Linked DNA regions of Homo sapiens: all the other regions are linked to region 1. Evidence: chromatin loops called from intact Hi-C (ENCODE). Cell type or tissue: GM12878. All regions are shown on one strand. Each heading gives the region's core, and the rest is flanking DNA. Links, peaks and the distances in the headings are about the cores only. Region 1 overlaps C21orf91-OT1 (C21orf91 overlapping transcript 1). Region 2 has its middle 17 kb from the start of LINC03147. Region 3 overlaps LINC03147 (long intergenic non-protein coding RNA 3147).

What was found. A loop is a pair of places that touch in the nucleus more often than their neighbours do. Peaks named below come from ENCODE experiments on the same cell type or tissue, not always from the same donor. Only the 100,000 strongest peaks of a DNase experiment are listed, where the experiment ranks them.
Region 2: it touches region 1 in a loop (2.9-fold over the local background); 5 of 110 quality-filtered maps call a loop at or near these places.
Region 3: a loop joins it to region 1, with 4 times the contacts of the local background. A loop is called at or near these places in 2 of 110 quality-filtered maps.

What each region holds. Positions count from the first base shown.
Region 1 is chr21:17,779,189-17,789,652 of GRCh38, reverse strand. It overlaps C21orf91-OT1 (C21orf91 overlapping transcript 1), which reads left to right. Exons shown (of 4, transcript NR_038871.1): 2 at 2,443-2,625; 3 at 4,041-4,105. All of the region lies in intron 2 of LOC124900465 (a long non-coding RNA gene), which reads right to left. C21orf91 (chromosome 21 open reading frame 91) reads left to right here. Exons shown (of 5, transcript NM_001100420.2): 5 at 1-679. Among named protein-coding and RNA genes, the nearest start is that of C21orf91-OT1, 8.1 kb to the left of the region's middle. RefSeq lists enhancers at 4,435-4,494, 4,905-4,994, 5,025-5,094, 7,063-7,112, 8,967-9,186. In GM12878, for the core only: no CTCF peak of the experiment used is centred there; DNase peaks (open chromatin) are centred at 4,732, 5,312, 5,612 and 7,374; H3K4me3 peaks cover 3,686 bases; H3K27ac peaks cover 6,990 bases.
Region 2 is chr21:17,897,343-17,907,806 of GRCh38, reverse strand. No RefSeq gene overlaps it. Among named protein-coding and RNA genes, the nearest start is that of LINC03147, 17 kb to the right of the region's middle. RefSeq lists an enhancer at 4,005-4,563. In GM12878, for the core only: a CTCF peak has its summit at 4,593 (motif pointing right); a DNase peak (open chromatin) is centred at 6,066.
Region 3 is chr21:17,842,300-17,852,763 of GRCh38, reverse strand. The region is part of intron 1 of LINC03147 (long intergenic non-protein coding RNA 3147); the gene reads left to right. All of the region lies in intron 2 of LOC124900465 (a long non-coding RNA gene), which reads right to left. Among named protein-coding and RNA genes, the nearest start is that of C21orf91, 28 kb to the right of the region's middle. In GM12878, for the core only: no CTCF peak of the experiment used is centred there; DNase peaks (open chromatin) are centred at 3,453 and 4,343; H3K4me3 peaks cover 269 bases; H3K27ac peaks cover 1,052 bases.

The DNA of each region.
Region 1 (10,464 bases), core at 721-8,720:
ATGGTAACATTGATATGAACCATATTATATCAAGTCTCCAAAACATCTAGTTTGTTAACATACACTTTCCCTGTTCTTTTTAGTTTGAGTCCACATTACTAATACATTTTAATAATATTTAATTATTTCACAATTTTAAGTTTACCAAAGTAAACAAAAATTCATGAAGATGAGTATTGCCCTCTCCCAAAAAAGGTTTAAAGATTAGTTGAACTTCCCTCAACTACACCTAAAGCAAAGGGGAATTTTAGTAAGTGTGTGTACCTTGTTTCTTTCAGACGCATCTAGAATGTTTTTCTTTCACCGTACCTCCAAAAGAGGCAATTTAGAAAGTATTAAGTAGTGACTTTTGTTCAGTTCCATTTTGTGTGTGTGTGTGTGTGTGTGTGTGTGTGTGTGAACCTTGCTTTAAAACAGTAGCGTATACTATGGTCATTGAACTTAATCTCTCTGGTGTTAGAAATTTACTTTACAAAATTGTGTTAAGACTTTTGGAAAAAGAAAATGAAACTGCTGTGGTAAAAACCAAGTTTGTTTCAAAAAAGTAGGCAATTATTTGGCTGTTATATTTTCTTTGAAAACTGCAATAATTTATATATTTGTATTGCTCTGCTTGGGAACTGTATATATGCTTGTCTACTATTTTTAATTTTACAACAATAAAATAAGTATTTTGTTATCTGCTAGCTTGAGTGGATGCTTTGAAAAGTAGCTATATTTTTTTAAATAGTGGGTCTATATGGTTTTGCTTTGCAGGTTTAGGGAGTCTATAAATGATCTTATCTGACAATTTCTTGTAATAATCTTACCTTATCTCTGATACTTAATATTCTCTGTTTCCCAACAATACAGAAGCAGGAAATAAGTTGCCTGTGACTTACTAGATGTGTATGCAATTTTTTTTAATTGGGGTGTAATTTATATACAGTAAGCACAAACATTTTACTGTATTGTTTGAATTTTAACAAATGTATGCAACTGTAGAGCCATCACTCCCTTTGGTTCCCCTCACAGTCACTTCACTTTTTATTTCCCTTCCACTGATTGTTCTGATCCTTTTTTTTTTTGAGATGGAGTCTCACTCTGTTGTCCAGGCTGGAGTGCAGTGGCACGATTTCAACTCACTGCAACCTCCACCTCCAGGTTCAAGCGATTCTCCTGCCTCATCCTCCTGAGTAGCTAGGATTACAGGTGCACACCACCATGCCCGGCTAATTTTTGCATTTTTACTAGAGACGGGGTTTTGCCTTGTTGCCCAGGCTGGTCTTGAACTCCTGACCTCAGGTGATCTGCCCGCCTCAGCCTCCCAAAGTGCTCGGATTACAGGTGTGAGCCACTGCGCCTGGCCTGATTGTTCTGATCTTTATTACTGTACTTTGCATTTGCCTGCATTAAAAACTTTACATAAATGTAGTGATACAGCATATGCTCATTTGCTCCAGGCTTTTTTCATTCCACTGGATGTTCTTAAAATTCATCCATGTTAGCTCAAAGATCAGTAATAGTTCATAGTTCATTTCCTTTTTTTTTTCTTTTTTTGGCTGAGTACTGCTCCTTTGTATGAATATATCATAATTTAATTATTCACCTGTTGATGGACATTTGAGTTGTTTTTAGTTTGGGGCTTATATGAATATGAATATTTTTAAATCGGCTTTAAAAATATTAAAATAGGAATACAACAAAATATTCAAGGTCACTTTTAGTTAGCATTACGAATCTGAATATTACATTACCAGTTTTTTTTCCACAAATGATTTTTAAAGTCATTTATATGATGCTTTTATGGCAACAAGCAGTTTAAAACTAGGAAACAGATGATTTTACAAAAGCTCAGAGGCAAATTACAAAATAAGGACTGCTGGAGAATTGAAACATTTCGTGGGGTACTAGAAGAATCTGTCGTTTTTGAAAGTCTCTTCAAAGTCTAATAGTCATACTGCTTTGTTTTTCAGGAGAGGAAATGGAGACCAAGAGTCTGGTTTGGAAAGAGTACCAGACTACAAATGAAGTGCTCCTGTTTAGCTTTAACTAACTGACATTAAGAGAAACTAACTTTTCTAAGCCTGAATTTGTTAGGCTTTGCTCATGCTCAGTTTCCCAGCCTTCTTGGGAATTTTCAAACTATTTGTAAAATGGTTTGTTCTCCCCTAATTTTTAATGTATCATAGGACCAGAAATTCTTTGCAGGTGTCTTAGAGGCCGACAAGTCATACGTGGATGATGGATAGAATAGGAAGGGGAGCTGCAGGCAGAACAAGGCCTGTTTTATATATTGATACTCTAAATTCATAAAAACCTGTTCGAAAGGTTTTGCTTTTAGAATCTGATAAAAGTGATGCATTGGATCCTTGCAAGTTTATGTCTTTGGGTTTTATTTTCTATTTTTGATTTTGGTTTTGTGGTTTTCTGCTGTTCTTCCACGTCTGAATCCCTTTCTAGTGTTTGGATGGCACAAGTCACCACCTCTAGAAGCAAAAACTTCAACCTCCTGTGTATCTGAGGCACCTCGCCCTGACTGGTAAAGCAAAGAAACTGGATAGGAGAAGGCCTGTGTTGAGGGCATCAATGGCTAACTGTCAGCAGGGACAACAGCCATTATCCCATATCCAGTGAGTACAACAGGTAAGTTCCTGACATTGGTGTTTGAATAGCCATTGCCTTGTGTACATTAGACTGTGATCCTAGTAGTTGATTACATCACCTTTGTTCCTGCGTGGTTTCCCAGCCTTCTGGGTGATCTCTCCCCATTGAATAAATTCCTTTATAGCCTAAGTCAACTAGTTGCTTTCTCTAGCTTGCAACTCAGAACTCTTGTTAAACCTAACCTCTTCCACTGGGTCTATGTCCTGTGTTCTACTCTGAGATCTTATGAAATTCATTTCCAGAGGTGAACTGCTAAGAGCCAATGCATATCTAAACTAACCCTCAGCCACATGGGCTGCCTTTTGAGTCAACTGAATCTGCTGGGAAGATTCTGAAGAGAAATTAAACCTCTTGGTAATGCAGATGTCAGTTTTCCTGTTAAGAATGTGCTTTAGGATGGGCACGTTGGCGCATGCCTATAATCCCAGCACTTTGGGAGGCCAAGGCCGGTAGATTGCTTAAGTCCAGGAGTTCAAGACCAGCCTGAGCGATGTAGCAAGACTCTGTATGTACAAAAAATATAAAAATTAGCCTGGCATGATGGCATAGGCCTGTAGTCCTGGCTACTTGGTGGGGCAGAGACTGAGGTGGGAGGATTGCTTGAGCCCAGGAGGTCAACGCTGCAGTGAGCCGTGATTGTGCCACTGCAGTCTAGCCTGAGTGACAGAGCAAGACTTTGTCTCAAAAAAAAAAAAAAAAAAAAAAAGAGAAAAAGGAAACCACTGCTCCAAACCATAAACTGCCCCAGAATTTACTTCCCAAAAGATGTGGTAATGCTACTTTCCTGCTAAGAGACCTTTCTAGATTATCACTGCCTACAAAACAAAAGCCAGTCCCCACAGTTTAGCATTTAAAGCCTTCACCATTTGGCATCCACTTATTTTCCATTCTAAATCTTTCGTCAATTTTCAGATTTCGTTATGTTGCCAGAAACTCTGCCAAGCCCTGTAAGTCTTTGGGTCTAAGGGATATAAAAGCCAACAAGACTCTGTTGGTCAACTGGAAAGTATTCTGCCAAGAGATTGAAAGAATAAGGATTGAATAATGTTCATTGTATTTAGCAACCAGAAATTCATGGAGTACAGTTTTAATGGACCTGTGGGAGCAAAAGTAGATCACAACAGATTGTAATATGGATGCAACGTAGTACCATGATTTGAATGTGTTCCCTGAAGTTCATGTGTTGGAAACTTAATCCCAAAAGCAACAGCATCGAGAGGTGGAGTCTACTAAGAGGTGATTAAGTCATGAAGACTCTACCCTCACGGATGAATTAATGTTATGGACGGAGTGGGTTAGTTATCATGAGAGTGCCTTTGTTATAAAAGCAAGTTCAGCCCCCTCTTGTTTGCTTGCTCACATCCTCTTGCTCTTTCCACCATGTTATCACACAGCATGAAGTCTTGCTACCTTGCCAGATGCTATCACCATGCCCTTGGACTTCCCAACCTCCAGGATTGTAAGCCAAATCAATAACTGTTTGTTATTAATTATCCATTCTGTAGTACTCTGTGATAGCAACATAAAATAGACTAAGACAGGTAGGATAGTGGATTTGAGGTATGATGTCTTTAAAATTTTATGAAGTGAAGTTGAGGTAAAGAGGATGTTGGGTCAAGGTTATTTTTTTAAGGTTGGGAAGTACTTGAACATGAATAAATACTAAGAGGACAGAGCCAGTAGAAAGGCTAACGATAGAGAGGTAGCAATAATCAAAGGAGCCCAGTTTGAAGACACAGAACAGAGTAGCACACCGAGAATGACTTGTCTTTGAAGAGGTTTAGGATTACCTCAGGTTTTGACACTAGAGAGAAGGTAAAACTACAGATGAAAGTATTTGAATCAGATTTGTTGGAGAGTAAGTTGAGAAAGTACTTAAATGGCTGCCTCTATTTTCTGTGAGAAAGACGAAAAAGATAATGGGTCAGAGATTCAAGGGAAGTGGTAAAGTGCTGAATAGTTACTACTTGAGGAATGAGAAGGGTCCTGACCATCAGAGGAGGGGTTTAGAAGAGGTGGAAATGAGGAACCATGACTCACCATTGGTTAAGGTTGCCTGAATTTGCTTTCTGATTTTGTTGCTGTAAAGAAGAGGTGCTTAGAAGAGTGAAAATGAGCAACCATGACCGTTTAGAAGAGGTGGAAATGAGGGACCATGACTCACCATTGGCTGAGGTTGTCGGAATTTGCATTTGGATTTTATTGCTGTAAAGAACAAGACGGAGTATTTTTGAAATGGGAGTAAACTAAACTGAAAGCACTACTGAAAATAGATTAGAATCTGAAACTGAGATAAATTTGTGGCTCAAAAAGAAAATTTACAAAAGCCAATAGATGAAATTTCTAGTGTGGGATAGATGAGAAATATGAAAAGCTACTGCAAATGGCATGTGGGAAAAATATGAATACTATAGTCTTTACTTCGTTTCTTCAAGCAATAATTTTATTTGTTCTCTCAGTATTTGGTGCGATGGCGAGGGTGGACTAAGACTCTGTTGTGAAAACCAAGCCCTTATAGGTCAGTTGGTATCAAGCTTCACCAGAGGGAAGTCAAGAAATCTTTAACCTAGAAGAGAAGAGGTTTATAAGAGGATGGTCAGTACAGTGTACAGAATGTGGAAGAAAACCATAGCATAGCTAACGCAAGAGTTTCAGATCTGTAACTTCAAAGCAAAGAAAAGGCAGTGTGAATACAGAAGGGCTATTCTAGAGGAAAGAGGCTACTGAACTGAAAAGTGATTAAGGCAGAAGAGGAAGTTGTAATGAGCAAGATGATTGCTAAACCGACATGCAGGAACTTCTCTTCTAATCTTCTGCCACAACTAAGCACCTCTTTACCTCTCTTAGCCTCTGTTTTCTCATCTGTAAAAAATGAAATTGAACTTTATGATCTTTAGGGGACCTTCTAGCTCTAACATTCTACAAGTATAATGAATTTTAAGAAACCTACAGTGGAAAATCTCCCAAGCCCCTCTATGAACAGCAGAACTGAGCTGAAAGGGCACAAAGAAAATGTGGTTTCATTTTAAGAGGAAACTGTGAGGTGCTGTTACAGCAAGCTATTTCTGTGATCACCTGTGACAAAAGAGAAAAGAGAGCTGTGTCAGCCTGGCTCCTATTATAAGCAGCTACACAATCCTCTGCATACTGTTTAAGAGCACCTATGTTGTAGAAAGAAAAAGAGGTCTATATATTTTGGCATCTTGTTACTCTGTCACATTCCATATCGGGGGAGCTATTGGGAGAGAATGTTCTCTTAGGAGTAACAGTGGGATAGTTCTCCCACACAATCAGAAGTTGGGTCACCTCCAGCACAGTTCCTAAAGGCTGGCTCCTGTGTGTGGAAAATGAGACACGTAAAGGCAATGTGGTAAGCTAGTTAATAGGATAGAATTTATTCATCAATAAAATTGTTCTTTGTTCTGAGAGTATGTCTTTCCTATGGGAATAGTAAATTTTTCTTTCTTTCATGAAGTGATGACAATAGATGGTAGATTTTCATTTTTGTTTATTTGTTTAGTTTTCAGTCCTTACTTGGTGGAATTAAAACCACAATCTTGTATTGGTCTATTAGTCAGGGTTCTCCAGAGAAACAAAACAAAGTATGTATATATGTGGAGAGAGAAAGATTGGTTTAATTCCCTAAACCAGCTCTGGGGGCTGGCAAGTCTGAAACCTGCAGGGCAGCCTGGATGGGTGGAAACTCCGAGAGTTGATGCTGCAGTCTTGAGTCTGAAGGCAGGTCAGAGGCAGAATTCCTTCCTCTTCAGGGGACCTCACTCTTTTCAGACCTTCGACTGATAGGACAAGGCCCACCCACATTACAGAGAGTAATCTGCTTTACTCAAAGCCTACTGATTTAAATGTTAATCATATCTAAAAACTACTTTCAAAGCAACACCTAGACTGGTTTTGACAAAACAACTGGGCATCATATTTTCCATTTTATTTCAATTTTATTTTAATACTCCATGAATTTAACAAGTCTGGAAACGATGAATCTGGCATTATTTTATCCAAACAGTTGTCTCTGAGCAGCACAATCCTAAATCCTCTACTTGGGTTATCACAATCTCCAAAGAAAGAAGTGCATGTAAGACGCCCTCACACTATTCTGAAGTTTTCCATGTGTTCTAAAAGGGCTTAGAGGAACAGCTTATTATTTTTTAGAATAATCCTTTGCGTAACAAAAATACAAGTTATTTCATTTGTGGTATTTTTTCCTCTTAATCTAGTGTTCAATCAGAAATTATTTGAAGACTGAGTGAGTGTCATACAAAAAGTAAAAGATTCAATGCCTCTAATAATTCAATATCCAATAATTTTAGATAAATTATTAAAGAGTGTTAGAATGTTGAACATTTGGTTTGTTCCTCTCTTATTCTCCTTGCTCCCTCCCTCTGTACCCCACAAACACCTATCCAGAAAGTCATCTTGTATAAGAGAAGGATCCTCCTGAATCCCATCTACCACCAACCCACAGCATATGTTTCCTTGAAAAAATTTAAATAGTCCCAGCTATTGGAAGAGCTCTAGTGTTCCCCAAGACTAACTGGGTAAATAACCAAGTTGCTGGCCATCTTGCTGTGGACAAGCTTGTTCCTTTTTGTCCTGATCAGATAGCTCTGAAACTAGAAAAGACAGCACCTGGGCCTCCTGCTAAGTTTCTCTTCACTGTTCCTGCCTACTGCTTCTCACAAAAGCCCCAGAAAAATGTGGGGACCCAGTGAACTGCTGTTGCCCTATAGAGACAATGGAGCACCTCCCTTGCTTAAAAGAAAATGCAGAGGGAGTTGAGCTAGTGACATGCAAAACCACATTTCCTTTGCTGCCTCCATCTCTTCTCATCTTCATACCTGTGTCAATAAAGTATGGGGAAATAGACTCACATCTTGCAGGACTACACTGCTTTTCATCAAAGTACGGAAGAAATTTCTATCCCAGATGGACACAGATTAGTCTCATCTCAGATGACAAAGTGAACCAGCATGTGGGATATATAAATATCATAGGAAAGTACTAAAAATGTAGAGCTAGAGGGACCTTCAGGAGTCTTGCAGCTTTTATTTGATTTGATTTGGTTTGGTTTGGTTTTAGCAGAGGTCTTTGTTTTAAAAAAAATCCTTCAAGAATTACAAAATGTGAAATGTATAGGAAATAGAGCTGCTGCTGTTCTGCTCGAAAGACAATGGAGATTATTCGACCGAAGTCCCCATTGTATCCCTCTCAGTGACAATCCCCTAGTTTCTCAAACCTTCTATCATGAGCCTCTGAGGCAGCTATGAGAGACCAGCAGGCCCCTGGTTACCTGCAAAGCACCTTTTACAAACTGCTTGTCTACTCTAATACCTTTAGGTGGCCTAAGTCAGTTAAGAAACTTCCAAACGTTCTATACCTTGTTAGCCACAGAGGCAAAGACAAGCACCAAATCTCGATTCCATTTCCAAAGCTCCCATGACCTGATACCACTTCTTATTTTTATTACACAAGATCTTCTTTCTAATGGAATAGTAAGCTATTTCTCCACAGTCTGCTGGACCACAGAAACAGCCAGGAGAGGACTACACAGTTGGAAAAGAATAGGCAGCACAAGTTTTCTAGGGAATCCAGAAGTAGCTTAGATGTCTTCATCCTGAAAGTCAACCAGAATAGACTATGGGAAGAGTAATAGCAGTAGAACTTGCATAACAAATGCTGCTTTACATCAAAAAGCCAGTTTCAGCAAAATTTGTTTATAGGAAATTTCAAAGCTTACACACGTCTATTGTGATTACCTGGTTGGAGGTGGGGGAAATCGCTTACCCTGCTGCTCCTCACTAGATCTTCAAACTAAAGCAGCTCAAGTTATATATTGTAGTCATATGTTCAAGGGCCTGTGGGTACTGTGTGGCTAGGATTTTCTGGTCAACAGAAGAAAATCACAGCAATGTGTACAAAAGCCCCCAGATGTCCCTTATCATATTAGCATCTCTTGTGCAGAAATATATTTTTTGGCACCATATCCTGGAACCAAAGAGAAGGCTAAGGTAAATGGAATAGCAGATGAGCTCATAAGAAGCCAAATTCCAATCTCATACCTGAACGAATTTGAAATGGAAGCTCACTTAGATACAAAGAATTTTAGAACAAGATCTGAAACTCAGTTAAGTAGCCCTCTTAGTCATTACCACTAACTTGGTGCTCATTACAAGTAAAAGGAGGACTTATCCAATTACCAGTGCTTGGTTTCCTGTTGCGCTAATGAACAGGAAAACAGACTACCGCTACGAAAGAATTCATGCCTCTGAGCAGCCAGCGGCTTAGCCACATGTCTGGGTATGCCGAATTGTTCTGATCAGTCAACTTAGGTAAACTCTCATTACTGGTAGATGCCAGAAATAGCACCAGCAAAATCCCCTAAGAAAACCCCAAAATGAAGTTTATGCTATTCCTTCCTCTTTCCTTTGGAACAATTCCATCCTAGAACTATCAGGTGCAACAAGCAAGGTTAGGGTTAGTCCTCATTCACAGGGGCATAGTGAGGTGTGTTTGAGCTGGAGCAAACCAGGAGGGCCTAGCATGGGGTGGGTGGGGAGGTCTGATGCAGGCTATCAGATCTAGAGTGGGAGGAGGAGGGCACCCATGGGGGCAGTGGGGAGCAGGAGATTGGGGGTGGGGTGCCAGAGCCTCAGTGGGCAGAGGAAACATCAGCAGGGGGAAAGGTTATTAAACAAAAATGAGGCAGATGTCTCAATTAGTAGAGGTTTATTAAGCCAAAGTTTGAGGACGACCCAGGAAAAACACAAGTCACAGGAGCATCTGTAACCTGGGCTTTCCGAAGAGGGTTTGGGGAACTCATTACTTAAGGGGAAAAAGCAAGCAGTGGGGGAAAGGGAAGGAGGGTAGGCAGTGAAACAAATAGTTACATCCTTGTGAGGCTGTAACTAGCACTAAAGGAATCTATGTTTTACATAAAAGAAGGTGAACACTTGAAAAGAGAAAGGAAAGAGACAATTATGCATCCATCTCAAGAGTAGGCGCAGGAGTGGTTCGTGTCTTGTACTTGTTCTGTACCTTGGAAGATAAGCTCGTAATTGACATGGTCAGGGTGAGATTTAACAGAACTCGGTTTTAGGAGTTAAACTTAGGTGGCAGGACCAAGGTTACAATTGGCATGTGTTGCTTTTATAGGGGAATATGTATCCTGAAAGATTTTGGAGCTAACAAGGAATTTCCTTGAGAGCAATCTGTGAAGGGGGCCATCTGGGGATGTATATGGCCTTTTGCCGTGTTGGGAACCTGGCTTACATACAATGTTATGACATAGGATTGTGAAATGACAGCTATCTGTTTCAGGAAGAAGGAAGGCAATATTTGCATGACTCAGTTCCCAGGCTTAACTTTCCTTTTGGCGTAGTGAGTTTGAGGTCCCAAGATTCTGATTTCTTTTACAGGGACAAAGTGGCAACACAGGGTTGGTTATATAGGAAGGAATTTAAATAAGTAAATATATTAAGAAATTGAGCAGTTCGGTTTCTCATTCCTCAAAGAGTTACAAATATGAAAGAAGAGAACCAGAATGAACCCTGTGAGTCTGGTTGCAATTGAAGATAATGGGGTAAATGCATGATTTTCAATAGATAGATAAGATACAAATCTAGATACACACAGATGTAAATGTGCTTTTGTGCTTGGCCATTGAGAAGGGGGTCTGGGAGAGTGACCCCCAACAAAAGCGATGAGTAACAACTAGAACCCAAATACTGCTTTCTAAAAACTGTTCACTAAATCCGGGCCCCTTTTGGAGAAATGATTGACTTTAGGGTACAAGATAAGTCG
Region 2 (10,464 bases), core at 1,045-9,044, 120 kb before region 1:
CTGAGTAGCTGGGACTACAGGCACCCGCCACCACGCCCGGCTAATTTTTTGTACTTTTAGTAGAGACAGGATTTCACGGTGTTAGCCAGGATGGGCTCGATCTCCTGACCTCGTGATCCGCCCACCTCGACCTCCCAAAGTGCTGGGATCAGAGGCATGAGCCACTGTGCCCAGCCGGGTTATTATTTTAAAGACAATATCTTCGAATTTTTTTAAGAAGTAGATACATTTAGGTCTGATTTCCTTGAATATGAATGGATGTGTTTTATTCTTCTCTCCAATAGGATGTTAAATTAAATGATGCTGGGATCAGTGTTTCTGATGGCCCGATCTCAAAAAAAAGAGCATTCTCTTTGGATACATTTTCCAAAACTTTAAGATATGCAAAACCACCAGCAAATTTTATTCAGACAAGAAACGACCCTGCTTTACACACAGGGCAGGAACTGGTGCTGGGACTTCCATTCTGGCTATGAATAGAAGAAGCCTGGGCCAGCAAAAAAACTGACACTGAGAACGGAGGCGTGCAGCAAGGATAGTCTCATAAACAAAAAGGGAAGCAACAGAAAGGAAATCTGTAAAAACTCCCTGAGGCCTTTGATCACAGAACACCGTGTAGATGCTCCAAGGGCTCATTTAAGACATTGGCTAGTTACTATGTGACTTGAAGCAGCTCACGCCACCACTCTGAGCCTGCTTTTTCATCTGCAAAAAAAAAACCAGTATATCAACAACTAGTTTTGGGCATTCTTATAGGACTACGTTAAGTGCTTGGTAAAATGTAAGGGTATGTGATTACAGCAATATATTCATTTTAACAAAATTTCACAGTAAAATAATTTGGATGTTTTCTAGATTGTTTTTTTTTTTGGCATTTTACAGTGAAAACCGATAAACCCAGCAGCCAGCACTTTATTATCCAAGGACAAAACTTTGTGCATACCTTTAGGTTATCTAATACCTGGTACTAAAAGAAAAAAGCAAATAAAACCAACTTACAGATTGCATCTAGAACAGACGTTATACAATATCCATTTATGTCAATAAAGATATTGAAGTATAAAAAAAAAATTTTTTTTTTTTGAGACAGAGTCTCGCTGTGTCACCCAGGCTGGAGTGCAGTGGCACAATCTCAGCTCACTGCAACCTCTCCCTCCCAGGTTCAAGCAATTCTCCTGCCTCAGCCTCCGGATTAGCTGGGATTACAGGCACCTGCCACCACGCCCAAGTAATATATATACATATATGTATTTTTTTTCTTTTTTTTTCTTTTTTTTGTATTTTACTAGAGACAAGGTTTCACCGTGTTGGCCAGGCTGGTCTCGAACTCCTGACTCAAGTGATCTGCCCACCTCGGCCTCCCAGAGTGCTGGGATTACGGGCATGAGCCACCGTACCCGACCTAAAAAATATTATTTGTAAATTGACTAGACTGTAACTTCTAGGAAGTGTAAAAAATATTACTTTTAAATTGCCTTGAGTGTAACTTCTAACCCATATTTCTAAAAATTCACAGAAGTATTCAAACGCCACATTGGTGGAAGATGTAAGAAGGGGACTTTTATAGTTTGCTGTTCTGCCTTTGCTTTCCCATCTCAGATCTTCAGTAGGGTAGTTACAGCAACCTCTTATAAGAAAGTGCCATACCTAATAAAGATATCAGAGAGGTCATAGAGCAATCAAGAGTCAGGAACTGAGTTTCCAAACCCTTTTTCTCTGTCCTTTAGGTAGCTTCACTTCACTCTAACTCTCAATTGTTTGTTGGAATCATACTCCGTGGATTTTGCTACCTAACGTTGACAGAAAACATTAAAACTCCAGGCAATCCATCCCCAGTTCATCAGCTCTCACCTTGGGAGCACTGCTCAGGGAGGGTACAAAGACAGTCATTTCATTCCTCTCACTACAGCCACGTTTTCTGTCCTCCTCGCTGCCTTCCACCGTCTGTACTAATACTACTCTTATTCAGCCCCCAAGTGTTATTTCCAGGGATTTCCTCAAATCACAAGTCTTTATACAATATTTGGAATTTCATGTGATTCCAATGCAGGAAAAGTGCAATCTCCTGCCATTTCTATCACACTGTCTGGAAACCTCCCCTCCCACGTATTTACCTTAATGAAAAGAGGAAAATGGAAGAAAACATATCTTTTCCCATAAAAAAAAATCCCCTTTATTAATCAACCAAAAAATGCTACTTCATGACTCCTTTTTTTTTTTGTAGAGAGAGGGTCTCACTATGTTACCCAGGCTGGTCTGTAACACCTGGGCTCAAGCCATCCTCCTGCCTTTGGCCTCCCAAAGTGCTGGGATTACAGGCGAGAGCCTTCGCACCTGGCTGGCCTCCTTTATGGTATTTTTACATACTCCCTCTCTTCACTCTTCAGCCGTAACTTCTTTCTCCTGGCTTAACCACCTACCAGAGAGACCTTCCCCAACAACTCATGCAGATTTCCCTCTAGACAGCTCCATTACTCTATCGCACCACTGTTCTACTCTTTCTTAATTCTTATCCTAATATAAATTTTAAATATTCATCATTTATTTTTAATGCTTTTTGTTTATAATCCTACAAGACATATTGAGCTCCACAAGGATCTTTTTGCCGTACTCACCCCTGCATTTCAGTTCCTTGCTCACTGCCTGACACATAATACTGTAAAGAACTGGGAAGGGACTGAATTTTGCCCTACTCACAAGCCAATAAGTTTGCCTGCTACAGTTTCATTGATGCCAGTAGAAGACAGGAGACTCAGGGTCAGAGAAGAAGAACAGCTTATTAATCACAACAATAGCAACAGCCAGGATTTTGGCATTTTGGGGACAGTATCTCGAGGCCCAAGTCTACAGGGTGACACAAAAGAACCGAAAGATACCTGAATACATAGTGGGTTGTGATACAGGAGAGGAATGCTGAGTTTAGGGGATGCAAAAATTTTATAATGGGCAGCAAGCATGTCTGCCCTTTGCTCCAAAGGGAGACCCAATCCCTAGCTTCCAAGGCCATTCACTGTATGAACATCACTGAAAAGATTTTCTGGGACAAAGGGTAATCTGTGTCTTTCTTATAAGGTATGCAGAAACATAAGAAACCCATGGAAAATTATCTCCTAACAAGTAGAGAATCAAAAAATAATATTTTTTATTTAATGAATAAATGAACTAGAACACCAATCTAGCACAGGTAGTGAAACTATTTTTTAAAAAAGAAAGAAAACCTTCTTTTGTTACTGAAGAGATGTCCTTACCCAGTGGAATGCTGGCAACTGTTTAACATTCAGCTCTTGGGGATAGAGGAGAGCTGATTTGATTTGTAGCATTTTTCAGTTTTCTTGGCAAAAGTATTCACACTGTAACCAACAAGAAGTTACTGATATCTCGGAATGCAGAGCTGGGGAGAGATGCTGGACAACACATCATTGTGGAATATTCCCACCATATGAATGCAAAACGTAAATCATCTCAAAAGGTGACTTTACTAAATAGTAAAATACTTAGGAAGCGGTGAGTCTTGAGTACATATTAGTTTAGTTTTAAAGACAGTTTACTTCATTGTAAGTTTATACGACTAATTTTTTCGAGACAGGGCCTTGCTCTTTTGCCCAGGCTGGAGTGTAGTGGTGCAATCATAGCTCACTGCAGCCTGAACTCCTGGGCTCACGTGATCCTCCCACCTCAGCTTCCCAAGCAGCTGAGACTGCAGGCGTGCACTACCATGCCCAGCTAATTTATTTTTCGTTTTATTTTTTGTAGAGACGGGGGCCTCACTATGTTGTCCAGGCTGGTCTCAAACTCCTGACCTCAGGCAATCATCCCACTTTGGCCTTCCAAAGCTCTGGGATTACAGGTGTGAGGCACTTTGGCCGGCCTTGACTTAGTTTTTAATAATGTCTGTGTTTAATAAGTGGCTCACAAAATTCTTGAAAATTTAACAATTGGCTCTTGTGAGCGGGCACAGGACACTCTTTACCACTGTTCTTCACTCCTCTCTGCCTGTCTTTAGTGTCACTCTTGTCCCTTCAGTCCCATATGTATTTTATTTCCAGATCTTTCATTTCTTTAGAACTCAGCTACTTCTGTTCCTCCGGGCTATGCTCTGCCTCATTCCCTTTCACTACACCCCCAAGCCTCACCCCATTCCTGGAAAGCTTTCGATTCTGTCCTTCACCATCCTCCCACCCCCACCTCCCAATACACACACCCCATGGCAGGCCATAGAAGCACCCCCAGGGATGGGATCCAGGAAATTCCACTTCGCCTTCCTCAGTAATCAAGGCCACAGCAGGGAAGATGGCTAACTGTGTTCCCAAGTGATCACTTTCAATGGATTTCCTCATGAAATCATTGCAACTACCTACTTGTTAGGCTCTACACTATTTTTTGTGCCATATTTTAAGTACCATTTATTATAATAGGGATTTACAAGCAGATCTGAGATACTAACCTCTCTTCTGATGTGAAAAATGCATTCCAATTTCTAAACTGAGAAAGCAACTTTGGGAACATACACAAATGAGAAACTGCTTAATATATGGAATTTGATATATAATTGTATAATGTTTATTTATTGAACTATATCCACCAGAGGGCAGCAAAAAATTTTATATGGGACATGTATTTACTCAATACAGAATTAAGAGCAAACCTCCATCATTACTTGATGATAAACAGGAAACCATTCGAGTCCCAATAAAGGCTTTCAATATTATGGAGAAATATGATCACAAGGCTAAAATTTATTTTTTACTTTAAAGCCTCAATACTAACTTTCATATTAGGTTAATCTCCAGTTAGTTACTCATTGATCCGTTTAATATATATTATTTAAACACTTCTCATATTCAAAGCATTGTGCTAGTAATGACCACAGTGAGGCATGATTCGAGGAATACAAAAACAACTGCCTGCCTGTGCAGTTGTTTATATATCAGTCAGGATTCTCCAGAGACATAGAAGCATTTGGATGTGTGTGTGTGAGTGTGTACATTAAAAGATTTATTCTAAGGAATTGGCTCATGAAATTATGCGGGCTGGCAAGTCTGAAACTTGTAGAGACAGACAAGCAGGCTGGAAATGCAGTCAGGAGAGGATGCTATGGTCTTCAGGCAGATTTTCTTTTCAGTGAAACCTGTTTTTTGCTCTGAAGGACTTCATCTGTTGGGATGAGGCCCACCCACATTATGAAAGTTAGTATCTTTTACTTAAAATCAACCGACCGTAGATGTTAATTGCATCTACGAAATACCTTCACAGTGACACCTGGATTGGTGTTTGGTTACGTAACTGAGTACTACAGCCCAGACAAGTTGACACATAAAATTAAACACTCCAGGCTGGGCGCGGTGGCTCACGCCTTTAATCCCAGCACTTTGGGAGGCCGAGGCGGGCGGATCACGAGGTCAGGAGATTGAGACCATCCCGGCTGACACGGTGAAACCCCGTCTCTACTAAAAATACAAAAAATTAGCCGGGCGTGGTGGCGGGCGCCTGTAGTCCCAGCTACTCCGGAGGCTGAGGCAGGAGAATGGCGTGAACCCGGGAGGCGGAGCTTGCAGTGAGCCGAGATCGCGCCACTGCGCTCCAGCCTGGGAGACAGAGCGAGACTCCGCCTCAAAAAAAAAACAAAACAAAACAAAACAAAAAAACAAAAAAAAAAAACAAAAAAAAATTAACTACTCCACTGCTCAGAAACATTTTCCCTGTCCAGATGCTGTATCCTAGAAATGCCGCACTTGGAAAAACATGCTCTGAGTCATGAATTGATCTTTCCAGATAACGTCTCTAAAATGCATACATCCTTGGTAGGTTAATATACCTACCTAGACACCAAGGCGTGAGTGCCAGGTTATCACATACATTTCTCCAGACAAAAGAGAATCTGTGGCATCCTGAAAGCAATGAGTAGCAAGAGATTCTAAATGCTGAAAGCTGCGAGTCACCACCAAGAGGCAAGCAGGCTGGAAACCACCCATTTCCTCATTTTACATAAAATTCCGCTGCCCAAAAGTACAATCATTTATGCTTGTTGTAAAAAACTACAATGTTGTTATTGCTGTTCGAAATTGCATCTACTGAGAAAATGAGGAGCTCATGGCAGAAGGGAGGCAGGACTAGGCTGTAGCTTTGACTCCGACAGAGCAGCATGCTGAGGCTGGCACTGTGAATTTTAGCCCCAGATCGACTACAAGAACAAACCAGAAATACCGAGAGGACCCACAGCCCCTCTGAAGGAAGCCGACTGCTCCTGCAGGACCTGGGAGATGCCTCAAATACTGTGAGTGCCCCAACTGCAAAAGTGGGAAAGGGAGACCCTCCTCTCCCAAACACACACCCCCACTGGAGAAACTGAAGGTCTGTTTGTGGGAGAAGTTTCCAACCTTACCTGGAGCTGAGTCAATTTAGAGAGCCAAGCAAAACACAGGGATAGAGGAAGCAGCAGGAAAGGCCTTGGGAGCTCGCTGGGTCCCCAAGCAGGCCATTCCTGCCTGGGACCACAGAGATCCATCAGGAAGGCAGCCAGAGGAGCGGGGGAAAAACACCACAGGGAGAAGGAAATCTCCAGCTGAATTTTTTAACAATTGGAACCATGTGAGAAGCCTCCTGGCCAGAACTGGGGGGAGGGCATGAATCCCGTGCGCACACTCCCACAGGTGGGGGAAGAACCAAGCCCTTTTCGTTCCCAGCTGGGAGGTGGGTAGCCTGGGGCAAGTTCTCAAGCTCAGCTTACCCACCACCTGGAAACAGACTCAAGGCTGTTTGGGGGGCAATGGTGGGAGTGAGACTGACCCTTCAGTTTGCATGGGAGGTGGGTGAGGCCTGTGACTGCCAGCTTTCCCCGACTTCCCTGACAACCTGCATGACTCAGCAGAGGCAGCCATAATCCTCCTAGGTACACAACCCCATTGACTTGGGAATGTCATGCCCATCCCCCACAGCAGCTGCAGCAAGACCCACACAAAGAGAGTCTGAACTCAGACACCCCCTAGCCCCACCCCAACCTGATGGCCCTTCCCTACCCACCCTGGTAGCAGAAGACAAAGGAGATATAATCTTGGGAGTTCTGGGGCCGCACCCACTGCCGGTTCCTCTCCACACTACCACAGCTGATGCTCTCTGGAAAGCGCCACCTCCTGGCAGGAGGCCAACCAGCACAAAAATAGACCATTAAACCACCAAGGCTAAGAACCCTCACAGAGTCCATTTCACACCCCTGCCACCTCCACTGGAAACAGGTGCTGGGATCCACGGCTGAGAGACCCATAAACAGTTCACATCGCAGGACTCTGTGCAGACAACCCCCTGTACCAGACTGGAGCCCTGTAGACTCACTGGCTGGCTAGACACAAAAGAAAGACAGCAATCATTGCAGATTGGCTCACAGGAAGCCACATGCATAGGAAAAGGCGGAGAGTACTACATCGAGGGAACACCTTGTGGGACAAAAGAATCTGAACAACAGCCTTCAGCCCTAGATCTTCCCTCTGACAGAGGCTACCCAAAAGAGAAGAAACCAGAAAATCAACTCTGGTAATATGACAAAACAAGGCTCTTTAACACCCCTAAAAAATCACATTAGTTTACCAGCAATGGATCCCAACCAAGAAGAAATCCCTGATTTACATGAAAAAGAATTCAGGAGATCAGTTATTAAGCTAATCAGGGAGGCACCAGAGAAAGGGAAAGACCAATGCAAGGAAATCCAAAAACTGATAAAAGAAGTTGTCAGGCCTCTGAGCCCAAGCTAAGCCATCATATCCCCTTTGACCTGCACGTACACATCCAGATGGCCGGTTCCTGCCTTAACTGATGACATTCCACCACAAAAGAAGTGAAAATGGCCTGTTCCTGCCTTAACTGATGGCATTATCTTGTGAAATTCCTTCTCCTGGCTCATCTGACTCAAAAGCTCCCCCACTGAGCACCTTGTGACCCCCACTCCTGCCCGCCAGAGAACAACCCCCCTTTGACTGTAATTTTCCTTTATCTACCCAAATCTTATAAAATGGCCCTACCCCTATCTCCCTTCGCTGACTCTCTTTTCAGACTCAGCCTGCCTGCACCCAGGTGCAATAAACAGCCTTGTTGCTCACACAAAGCCTGTTTGGTGGTCTCTTCACACAGACGCGAGTGAACGAAGTGAAGGGAGACATATCCAAGGAACTAGATAGCATAAAGAAAAAACAATAAAAAATTCAGAAAACATTGGATACACTTATAGAAATGCAAAATGCTCTGAACTTCAGAGCTCGAAAATAAGGTCTTTGAATTAACCAAATCCAACGAACAAAGAATAAGAAAATATGAACAAAGCCTCCAGGAAGTTTGGGATTATGTTAAACAACTAAACCTAAGAATAGTTGCTGTTCCTAAGGAAGACAAGAAATCTAAAAGTTTAGAAAACATATTTTGCAGAATAATCAGGGAAAACTTCCCCAGCCTTGCTAGAGATCTAGACATCGAAATACAAGAAGCACAAAGAACACTTGGGAACTTCATCACAAAAAGATCACCACCTAGGCCCATTGTCATCGGGTTATCTAAAGTTAAGACAAAGGAAAGAATCTTAAGAGCTGTGAGACAGAAGCACCAGGTAACCTATAAAGGAAAACCTATCAGATTAACAGCAGATTTCTCAGCAGAAACCCTAAAAGCTAGAAGGGATTGGGGCCCTATCTTCAGCCTCCTCAAACAAAACAATTATCAGCCAAGAATCTTGTATCCAGCAAAACTAAGCATCATATATGAAGGAAAGATACAGTCTTTTTCAAACAAACAAATGCTGAGAGAATTTGCCACTTCCAAGCCACCACTACAAGAACTGCTAAAAGTAGCTCTAAATCTTGAAATGAATCCTGGAAACACATTAAATAGAACCTCTTTAAAGCATAAATCACACAGGACCTATAAAACAAAAATACAAGTGGAAAAGTGAAAACAAAAAACAAGGTACAAAGGCAACAAATAGCAAGATGAAAGCAATGGTACCTCACATCTCAATACTAACATTGAGTGTAAATGGCCTAAGTGCTCCACTTAAAAGATACAGAACTGCAGAATGGATAAGAACTCACCAGCCATCTGCTGCCTTCCAGAGACTCACCTGACACATAAGGACTCACATAAACTTAAATTAAAGAGGTGAAAAAGGCATTTCATGCAAAAGAACAACAAAAGCAAGTAGGGGTAGCTATTCTTATATCAGACAAAACAAACTTTAAAGCAACAGCAGTTAAAAGTGACAAAGAGGGACATTATATAATGGTAAAAGGCCTTGTCCAACAGGAAAATATCACAAGCCTAAACATATATGCACCTAACACTGGAGCTCCCAAATTTATAAAACAATTACTAATAGACCTAGGAAATGAGATATAAAGCAACACAATAATAGTGGGGACATCAATACTCCAGTGACAGCACTAGACAGGGCATCAAGCCAGAAAGTCAACAAAGAAACAATGGATTTAAACTATATCTTGGAACAAATGGACTTAACAGATATATACAGAACATTTCATCCAACAACTGCAGAATACACATTCTATTCAATAGCGCATGGAACTTTCTCCAAGATAGACTGTATGATAAGCCGAAAAAGGAGCCTCAGTAAAATTAAGAAACTTGAAATTATATCAATCACTCTCAGACCACAGTGTAATAAAATTGGAAATCATCTCCAAAAGGAACTTTTGAAACCATGCAAATACATGGAAATTAAATAACCTGCTCCTGAATGAACTTTGGGTCAAAAACAAAATCCAAATGGAAATTAAAAAATTCTTCAAACTGAACAACAATAATGATACAACCTATCAAAACCTCTGGGATATGGCAAAGGCAGTGCTAAGAGGAAAGTTAATAGGCCTACATGCCTACATCAAAAAGAAAGAGTACAAACTGACACTCTAAGGCCATACCTCAAGGAATAAGAGAAACAAGAACAAACCAAACCCAAACCCAGCAGAAAAGGAAACAACCAAGATCAGAGCAGAGCTAACTGAAATTGAAACAAACAGAAAGAATATCAAAAGATAAATGAAACAAAAAGCTGCTTCCTTGAAAAGATAAATAAAATTGATAGACCATTAACAAGATTAACCCAAGAAAAGAAGAAAGAAAATCCAAATAACCTCATTAAGAAACAAAACAGGAGATATTACAACAGACACCACAGAAATACAAAAGATTATTCAAGGCTACTATGAACATCCTTACACACATAAACTAGCAAACCTAGAAGAGATGGATAATCCTAAAAAAAACACAACCCCCTAGCTTAAATCAGGAAGAATTAGATACCCTGAACAGACCAATAACAAGCAGTGAGACTGAAATGGTAATTAAAAAATTACCAACACAAAAAAGTCCAGGACCAGACGGATTCACAGCAGAATTCTACCAAAGAAGAGTTGGTTCCAGTCCTATTGACACTATTCCATAAGATAAAGAAAGAAGGAACCCACC
Region 3 (10,464 bases), core at 1,104-9,103, 63 kb before region 1:
TTTCTCTCACTGAGTGTGTTGTCTCCTGTGTATGTTTCCTTCTGGGCATCTGCATTCCCTTGAGTCCTTGTGCTTGACAAACAACGCATGGCCCCCAATATGGCTGCTCTTATCTTAGCCCATATTCCCAGAAACCACCATCGCCTGACTGAATCTTTATTCTTCTTAGATAGAATCCACAAGAGACAAGCTAGTTGGCTCAGCTTGGATCAAGATTCCCTGTTTTGTTCAATTAGCTGGAAACAGGAGTAGGAAGTCAACTAATCAAAATATGGCAGCCACTGGCCACCCAACCCCATTACTTCAGCCAAATATTGGGGAGAGAGAGGCAATTCCAATAAAACAGGCCAAGCAAGACCCCCAAAAAAGTCTTATTATGACTTTCATAATAAGAACAAGTATTTTTAAATACATGAATAGATCAGGGGAGATAACAAAATATTAAAAACTTAGTTTCCTCTGGTCAAATATTTATTCTCTGTTTCAGGTAGCTTTTCATAATTGTGATTTCTAGAAAGCTTCTGATAAGGGACTGTTAGTACAAGGCACCGTATCTTTCATTGCATAGAAGGAGTCTGGCAGGCATAAAATCATATTTAACAGTAAAATTTACATTTTTAGAAAACACTGAGAAGCTGAAATATATCCCTGACTGCAAAATGAAACTGTTGATGACATCAAAAATTCTGAGGATTCCCTCTTCAGTGAATGTCTAGTGAATACTTACTATGTGTTATTAGACTTGTAAGTTAGATTGGAGGCAAAATAACATGATAAAACTGAAAACTCAGTCTATTAATGGCTCTTTCTTTATATTTATTTTTTTATTTTCTTATTTTTTTATTAAGACAGAGTGTCACTTTGTCACCCAGGCTGGAGTGCAGTGGCATGATCTTGACTCACTGCAACATCTGCCTCCCAGGCTCAAGCAATCCTCCTACCTCGGCCTCCCAAGTAGCTGGGACTACAGGTGTGTACCACCATGCCTGGCTAATTTTTGTATTTTTTGTAGAGACAGGGTTTCACCATGTTGCCCCAGGCTGGTCTTGAACTCCTGAGCTCAAGTGATCTGCCCACCTTGGCCTCCCAAAATGCTGAGATTACAGGCATGAGCCACACACCTGGCTGGCATCTTCTTTTAAGATTATTTTTAATTGCACAAATTGTACACGATACATGTTTGTGTATTGAAAAATTCAAGTAAATACAGAAGCAAACACCCATGACTATCCCCAATTCTAAAGACTTTGCAGAGGAAAATATGGTTAACAGTTTGGGCTGAACTTTTCCAACTGTTTTTCTAGCTTAGGTTTATATTCTAAGTTCATTCTTAAGGCTTTTCTTTTTCATCTTTAAATTTGCTTTTCTTTCTTTATGCTGATGACTTCCTGTCAGCATTCTTGGTAAGTTATATACTCCGGTGGCGTTGCATCCAGACCCTATAAAGACATTTTTAATAATATCCCAAAGATCCAATCTCTTAAGGCTCTCAGATTTCACCTGTTTTTTAAAAGCAGACATTTTATGGACTGGCGAAGCAATCATTTAGAAACATACATCTCTGAAGCCATAATCATTTTATAATTTGTTCTGCCTCACAAACAACTGCAGCCAGTCTTCCAGGAGGACAATCCTTTAAACTAAATCTCCAGCATTAAAGCCGCTTATGGCTATTTCAGATAATGGGAGCTGTCCAGTCTGTGGTGTGTTCAGTCCCTTTCATTTAGGGAGAATCTGCTGTACGTAATATCGACTTGAAAATGAGCTCCGCACTAGAAATTCAGCAGTGAATGACGGAAATAAGTGAGCTTACAAAATTTATTGGAAATTTCTTTTTGAAGGTCAGAAAATATAACAAGCACAATAGCAAATGTGTATTTTTTTAAATATATATACCACATTCTTATGAGACCCTGTTTTATGGCAGTACCCTTTCAAAAAAAAACTGATTAAAGATAACTCAAACAAAGCCTACTTTGTAGATTTGTCTAAATTTCTGAAATAATAAATAAATACACAAGCCAAAAAAAATCTCTGGACATTTCCCCCAAAAGGAAAAAAAAATCCCAAAAAATATGTTCTTTGTGGACCTTGTAATAAGTCATATTTGTGAAGAAACACACTCTGTCACTTAAGAGTATATCATCTTGAATACTATTGGAATTTTTATTATACTCAGTTTCCTCTTTAAATTGGAAATTATAATGTCTGTTTTACAAGTATTGTTGAAAAATATGTTTGGGTTCCCCCCAAATTTATATGTTAAAAAGTAATTCCCAATGTGAAGGCATTAGGATGTGGGGCCTTTGGAAGGTGATTAGGTCATAAGGTTGGAGCCCTCATAGGGGGATTATGCCCTTTTAAGGGTCTGAAGAGACCAGAGTTCTTCCCTTCCACCATGTGAGAAAACAGCAAGAAGGTACCATTCTATGAACCAGGAAATGAACCTTCACCATATATCAAATATGCTGGTGCCTTGCTCTTGGACTTCCCAGCCTCTAGAACTGTAAAAAATGAATTCATGTTGTTTATAAACCACCCAATTTATGGGATTCTGTTATAGCAGCCTGAACAAAAGAAGACAATTGTACAATGTATGCATAGCAGAGGCTTTGCCATGTGCCTGCCCCATCACTGATTCCAGTTCCAACTGGTGGCAGACAATTCCCATACATACTGGAAAAACCTTATGCCAGATGTTTGCCTTATTGCTCAGCTTTTCTGCCTCAGGACTCGTTCTGAAGCTATAAGATTCCTCAGCCTTATATAGGACAGTCCAGAAACGTTGGGGCACTAACATCCATGGGCACAACCCTCAGCCAGTGAGAAATGGGGGTCAGTAAATAAATGCCTCAGTCTTCTGTTCTTCAGAGGAACAATTCTGAAATTCATTCTATATGGCTCCCTGAGGGGTCCATGGAATTGAGCCAGTTCTCCATAGCAATAACTGGCTCAATAATATATCTTTAATTGGCTTCCTGGAATCATTCCTCAAATAAATTATTTTCACCCAAATGCGTGTCTCAAGCTCTGCTAGGGGTAGAACCCAAACTAAGATATTAGTTAAAGTGCTTTTAATAGCGCCCTGTGGCCAGGTGTAGTGGCTCACGCCTGTAATCCCAGCACTTTGGGAGGCCAAGGCAGGTGGATCACGAGGTCAAGAGATCGAGACCATCTTGGCCAACGTGGTCAAACCCCATCTCTAAGAAAAATACAAAAATTAGCTGGGCGTGGTGGTGCACGCCTGTAGTCCCAGCTACTTGGGAGGCTGAGGCAGGAGAATCACTTGAACTCAGGAGGCAGAGGTTGCAGTGAGCTGAGGTCGCGCCACTGCACTCCAGCCTTCCAGCCTGGCGACAGAGCAAGACTCTGTCTCAAAAAAAAAAAAAGAGTCCAGTATAAAATTCATGGTTAGTATATGATGGTTTCGTTTCCTATGCCTCTTCAGTAGTGTCATTCTTTACTTGTGAATCAGATATCCAGATCTAAGCAATGACTCACTCTGGGGAAAAACAATGTCCTAAATATGGTAGCCTGTAGAGGCCACTGAGGACTTGAAATGCAGCCAATTCAAATTGAGAGGTGCTGACAGTGTAAGCTTTACAAGAGATTTCAAAAACTTAGAATAAAAAAAAGTAAAGTATCTCATGATATAATAATTTGTAGATTGATTAGTTGAAATAACACTGTGGATATATTGGGTGAAATAAAATATAGTATTAATATTAATTCCACTTGTTTCTTCTCATGTTTTCAAATATGGCTACCCAAATTTTTTAAGTTATATTAAGGCTTGTATACATCTATTGGACAGCGCTGCTCTAAACATTATAGGAAAGAGTCATGGTGTGAAGAGAGAGAGAGAATGTATGTGCGACTCAGAATATTCAACAAGATGTTTAATTGTAAGCCACAGAAACAATTTAGGCGGATGTAAGAAAGACTTCATTAAAGATTAAAGGAGGCTCCAAAACCTGGCCCAAAGAATCAAGCTTGGAGGCTGCACAGCGGGTACAATTGTATAGAGATAGTCTGCAAAATACCTGCCATCATTTTTCTTCCTGTATCCACATCCCTTAACAATGTGACTTTGAAGTTCCTCCCATCAGGAGGTAGGGTGTTTCTTTACCCTTTGATTTGGTGCTGGCCTTGTGACTTGCTTTGGCCAAAAGAATGTGGCAGAAGTGATGGTTATATCAGTTCTGAATGTAGACTTCACAGGAGCTCTACTTCTTGGAACCCTGCTGACCTGTCATGTGAACAACCCTGGGCTGGACTGTTCGGTGATAGAGACATGCGGTCCAGTCATCCCCATAGCCTCAGCTGACAGTCAGCCAAACCACAGAAACAGAGCTGCCTCATCGACCAGCAGCCAACTCCAAACACATGAATGAGCCCAGAGCTGTTCAGTTAAACCCAATTCAAACTGCTGTTTTCACAAGATCATAAATAAGCTAAATATAAGTTACTAAGTTCTGAGATGACTTGTGTCAAAGATAAATCCAGACACTGGTTAGACACTGGTTAAAGCACTAAGAATAAACTTTATTCCGTAATTATCACTGCAAAGGGAAAGAGGTTCCAACATGAACTGAACTTTGATTTGTGCAGAGGTGACTGGGCATGTTAAAGGGACAATGAGGGACTAAGGAAGGGGGAATGAGCAGGGGCTTAAGCAGAAACTGATCTTGTTAATTGGTGCTTATCTAAAGGAGAAGCAAACTTCTTATATTTATATGGCAGAAGGCAGTGGTGTAAATTAGAGGCAAGGTGCCACGGGGCTGGGCACCAGAGGGGGAATTATTTCCCTGAATGTTAATTTTGGGTGGTAGAAGATCTACATCGCAAAGGGGAAGAGAAAGGAATTACAACTGCAAGCTTCCTAAACTACAACTGCTCTAAGAGGGGAGGGTTCAGGGGCCTGTTTATTACTGGTTTGGACTGGATCAGTCTTGAGCTTTCCAAGGTGAGCAGTTTAAGGGGCTAGGGTCATTCTAGGAATGTAGCTTTGAGCTGCTAGAAACTATATTAATTTTTGCTCAAAAATTTTAGTGTGGGAGTGGAGTATGGAAAATAGACAAAAATCATTTATGCTGAGAGTCTGCAGTTTTTATAAGCCTACACTGGGGCATGGTCAAAAACAGAACTCAGAAGAGCTTATCTAAAGTTCAGTCAAGAAGAGAGTCTTTGCGACTTACCACTTAGTTATGGGATGATCAGTTATGCAGCAAAATCTAAATAATATCATTTTTCAAATCACACCACAGAACTGGTGCATTGGAAACCCCACCACCCCTCCTGCTAGACCCAGAAACTGCAGCTTGCGTGGCTGACCTACTGATACCAAACATGGCACCACTACTAGGGTCTCTGGAAAGGGCATGTACCTCCCACCACGGCTGCCAAGCTCACCAGAATGGATTGTGTTTTGTTTTGATTTTTTTGGTATCACTACCCTCAATTCAAAGTCTAGGGAGTCTCCATCTAATTCATGGAACCTAAGTCGTGTGCTCATGCCCTAGTTTCACATTGGTATCTTCGGTTTCTACAGTGGAAATCGTTTCCCTTTAATAAAATAGAGAATTATCCAATGCAGGAAGGATGTTCAGATGCTGGGTCATCAAACCAAAAAACAAATGCTATTATGTAAACTATAATATTTCATACCTTCATTGTTTACTGTTGCTGAGAACCATGCCTGAACACACTCCTTATCTTTCTCTATTTTAATAATTCCTCTTCATCTTCCCTGGGAAATTTTCTCTGACTTCTGCCTTCCCCAGCCCTGGTTATATTAGAAAAATGCACAGAGGCATGAAACCTAGCAAAGTAATTAGGATTCCCATTGTTTCCTCAGTTCCTCACTGGTTCTTATCATCAAGAATCTTTCGACCTGAGTGACTGAAATCTTTCATTCATTCCCCAGTGCCTGGCATGGTGTCTGAAACATATTAAGACCTCAGTGTTTATTTCTACATAAATAAACTAGAGATTCATGAAATGAGAGGTCACTCTTATAAAACAGGTTGGTGTCAGATTATGCAGGATATAAATGCAACCTAGCTCAGAGGCAACATAATGTCATTAAAGGTTTTTGTACTATTTATTAGAAAGATTCACCTATATTCAGTGTGTAGGATGCAAATAAGAGTGTGAGGCCAGAGCCTAGCCAGCAACCTACTGCAAAATGTAGTAGGTTGAGAGTGGAAGGGGCTAGCCACACTAATGCAAGAGAAGAGCCAGCTGCATGAAATAAAATTAAGAAGATGTTGGCATCTGACTGGTTCTGGGATGGAGGGAGAGGAAGGAGTATGTTCATATATCATGACAAAAAAATTGAAATGTGTTTTTTTTAATTATGATAATTTTCTTGTTTCCCAAAGACCTTTCCTTCATCCTGTTTATTCTAAGGTATTTTCAAACTCAGGAAAGGAAAAATTACTGCAGAACAGAATAAAAGGGATGTCATGTTTTTTGCTTTTAGCTTCAAACAGCAATGTTGTAGAACAGCAAAGACTTTGGAAGAGTACTTACAGAAAGAAGTTACACCCTTCATCTCCACGCAAGTTTAGGTGCCCAGTAGGTGAAAGCGTCCTGATAGGATGAAAATAATTCATGGAGGAGCAGCAAAAGGGTTAAATGCACATGAGGGAAGACTGAAACCTTACTCTTCCCTAGTGTATAGTTTGAGGAGAGAGAAGGTTGGAAAAAGTGTGTTCTAGATCTACCACATCAACTTAGTACCCCAGCATCAGAGCAAAAATGGTCAGTTACATTGGGCCAACAGTTAGATGTGGCTCGGTGTGACATCGAGGGGCAAAGAGACTCTGATGACGGCTCTGATCCTACCTTAAGGTCACCCGTGAGAAGTGGACAAATAAACCTCCCACTTCCCCAAGCAGGGCTCAGAAGGTACTTGAAAGAGACAGCTTAGGACCCAAGGGTCTAGAATTTTTAACCCAAATGCAAGTGGGCATTATGCAGCTGAGGCGCTCACAGTTGCAGAGATTTCAGGAGGTGGCCTTCTGGAAGACTGACAAATACCATGACCACGGAAGAACAGGTCCCTTTTCCCTGACTCCCTACCTCCATCCTGTCTAGAATAAACTAGGGAACAGGAATACCACCCTGAAGAGCAGGAGGCAAAGGCAAAGTCCAGAAATGACATGATTTTAAACTTGAAGTTACAAGACAAAGGATGACATGACAAAAGTATGACAAAGGCTAAATCCATCTAGAAATGACTAGATTTTGCATTACAATATCAGGGGAAATAGGGCATATAATAGAAACTAAGTTCAATTACCCAAAAATAAAATATTACCTAGTTTGTATGTATGACTTTAAGGCCTATGAAAATTACACTTACAATAGGTACAAAGGAGTTTACTCCATTTGTAAGAGGATTGAGAGTTCTTTTTGTGGAACTATAACAGGTTTCATTAAAAAAATAACAAATTATTGGCTGAAATGTTTCAACTCTAAGTTGAAATTAAAGTGAATTGCTACTTTCCCCATGCCTGGCCCTCCCTCTGAGGCATGTTCTGATTCTAATTGAATTCTAATTAAATTAGATTAAATTTAATTCTAATTGGTTTGGGTCACCAAGGTGATTCCAGTCAATATTCTTCAGTACAATCCAAAGATTTCTAGTCCACTCATGAGTCAATCAAAGTCTAGAGGACTCAGAACAGATTTATTAGCCATTGATGTGTGATATGGTTTGGCTCTGTGTTCCCCCTCAAATCTCATGTTGAATTGTAATTCCCAGTGTTGAAGGAGGGACCTGGTAGGAGGTAATTGGATCATGGGGGCAGATTTCCCCCTTGCTCTTCTTGTGATAGTGAGTTCTCACAAGTTCTAATGGTTTAAAATTGTAAGTTTCCTGAGGCCTCCCAGTCATGCTTCCTGTACAGCCTGCAGGGCAGTGAGTCAATAAAACCTCTTTTCTTTATGGATTATCCAGCCTCGGGTAGTTCTTTATAGCAGTGTGAGAATGGATTAATACAAAATGGACCTATAGTTAAGATAAACTCTAGAGTAGTTTTACTCAATGGGGTTTGGGTATAGGGGGTCTCCTCCCCATATGACAGTTAGCAAAGTCTGGAGATAGTTTTGGTTGTCACAAGTGAGGGTGTCACAACTAGCAACTAGTAGGTAGAAGCCAAAGATGCTGCTAAACATCACTCGATGCCAGACAACCCCCACAACAAGGAATTATGTGGGCCAAAATGTCATTAATACCAGGATTGAGAAACCTACTCTAGAGGTAAATTAGAAGCCTACCCATTTCCTGAATCCTGGCGGCCTCTTCAAGTTGACCAACCACTTTTATTTAATAGAAGACATTTAGTGTACACAGGCTCTTTTTTTTCTGGAGAAGCCTTAGACAAAACTTAGATTGTTTATTAGATTATTTTAAGAAATATTTAACACCTAAAAAAAAGCATTGGAATTCTTTAAATACTTTCTTCCTTTAAAATGTACAATTCAATTAATCAATCAATCAATACGTCATCTCTGTCTTAATTTCAGTAATCTGTTCTTGGTTAGTTCTATTGAAAAAATGCTAACTGGGAGCCTAATTATCATGATTTTACATGGGAAAAATTATAATGCAGAATATGTCAACCATAACCGACAGCCAATTTCCTCAAACATAACTAAAACTCAATAAAACATCTTGTTAGGGGGTAAAATGCTCAAGAGGAACATACTTCTTAATAACCAATAAATTAATATACCTCATAATCGCTTATGTGGTATATAACAAAATACTAAACATCTTCTTTTTGAAGCCTCAAGAATTTTTCAAAATATCAACATGTGACTTGGATGCTGTGGCTGAAATTACTTAAAAACTCCCATTGTTTCACTGAAATTATTTTATTATTAATTGTTAACTTCACTGATAATAATGTCACACATCTTTTTATGTGCCTGTCATGTATTTGTATATCCTCTTTTGTTAAATGTCTATTCAAGTAATTTGAACTTTTTTTAAATTCAATTGCATGGTTTTTTTTGTTTGTTTGTTTCTGAGACGGAGTCTCCCTCTGTCACCCAGGCTGGAGTGCAGTGACTCGATCTCGGCTCACTGCAAGCTCCACCTCCTGGGTTCATGCCATTGTCCTGCCTCAGCCTCCAGAGCAGCTGGGACTACAGGCGCCCGCCACCACGCCCAGCTAATTTTTTGTATTTTTAGTAGAGACAGGGTTTCACTATGTTAGCCAGGATGGTCTCGATCTCCTGACCTTGTGATTCACCTGCCTCGGCCTCCCACAGTGCTGGGATTACAGGCGTGAGCCACTGTGCCCAGCCCAATTGCAAGTATTTTTATTACTGAGAGATGAGTTCTTTCTAGACACTGGATACAAGTCCTTTGTCAAGCATATGTATTGTGAACATTTTTCTTCAGTTTGTGATTTGCTTTTCATTATTTTAACCATGTGTTTCAAGGAATAGAAGTTTTGAATTTTATAATCCAATAATTCAATTGTTTCTTTCATGGTTAGTGATTTCTATGTCCTGTTTAAGAAATATTTTCCTACCTCAAGGTCACAAAGTTATCGCCGTGTTTCTTTCTTCTGAAGCTTTACATACTAGAATGGCTAAAAATAAAGTTTGACAACACCTAATGCAAGCAAAGATGTGTGTATTAGTGCACAAAATGATATAGGTAAATGGAAATTACTTCAGAAAATTGTTTGGAAGGTTCTTACAATGTTAATCATGTACCTACTCTATGACCCAGAAATTTCACTCTAGGTATTTACTCAAGAGAAGTGAAAACATGTCCACAAAAAGCTCATACAAAAATATTTATCACAGCCATATTCATAATAGCTTAAAACTGGAAATAGCACAATGGTCCAACAATAGGTAGGAGATTAACAAATTGTGGTATATTCATACATTGATGAATGAACTACTGATGTATACAATAGATCAATCACAAAAACATGTTGAGCAAAAGAAGACAGACACAGAAAAGACCATACACTTTGATTCCATTTACATGAAGCTCAGAATAGGTAAAACTAATTGATATTGATGGAAATTAAGAGTTGTTATCTCAGGATGAGGAGAAAAGAGCCCAGGAAGAGGCATAAGGGAATTTACTATAAAGTGTTGGAAATGTTTCATATCTCAACAATGATGTAGCTTACATTGTTATTGACAATGGTGTAGGGTTATGTTGCTATTATAATGTTATGGTATATTCATTTTGTTATTGAACAATATACTTAAAATCTACACATTTTATCACATGAAAATTATACATTAAAAAATACATACCATATCACATTTTATAGGCACAAATATAAATTTGTCCTAAACGTGCATCGGCTAAGAGATGCGTACGCTTTATGAAGTTCAGATATAAAAAGTCACAAGGCATTCTGATGGAAAAATGTTAAACTGAGAGAAATACTGTTGGGGTATGTCTGTATTTTCTGTATG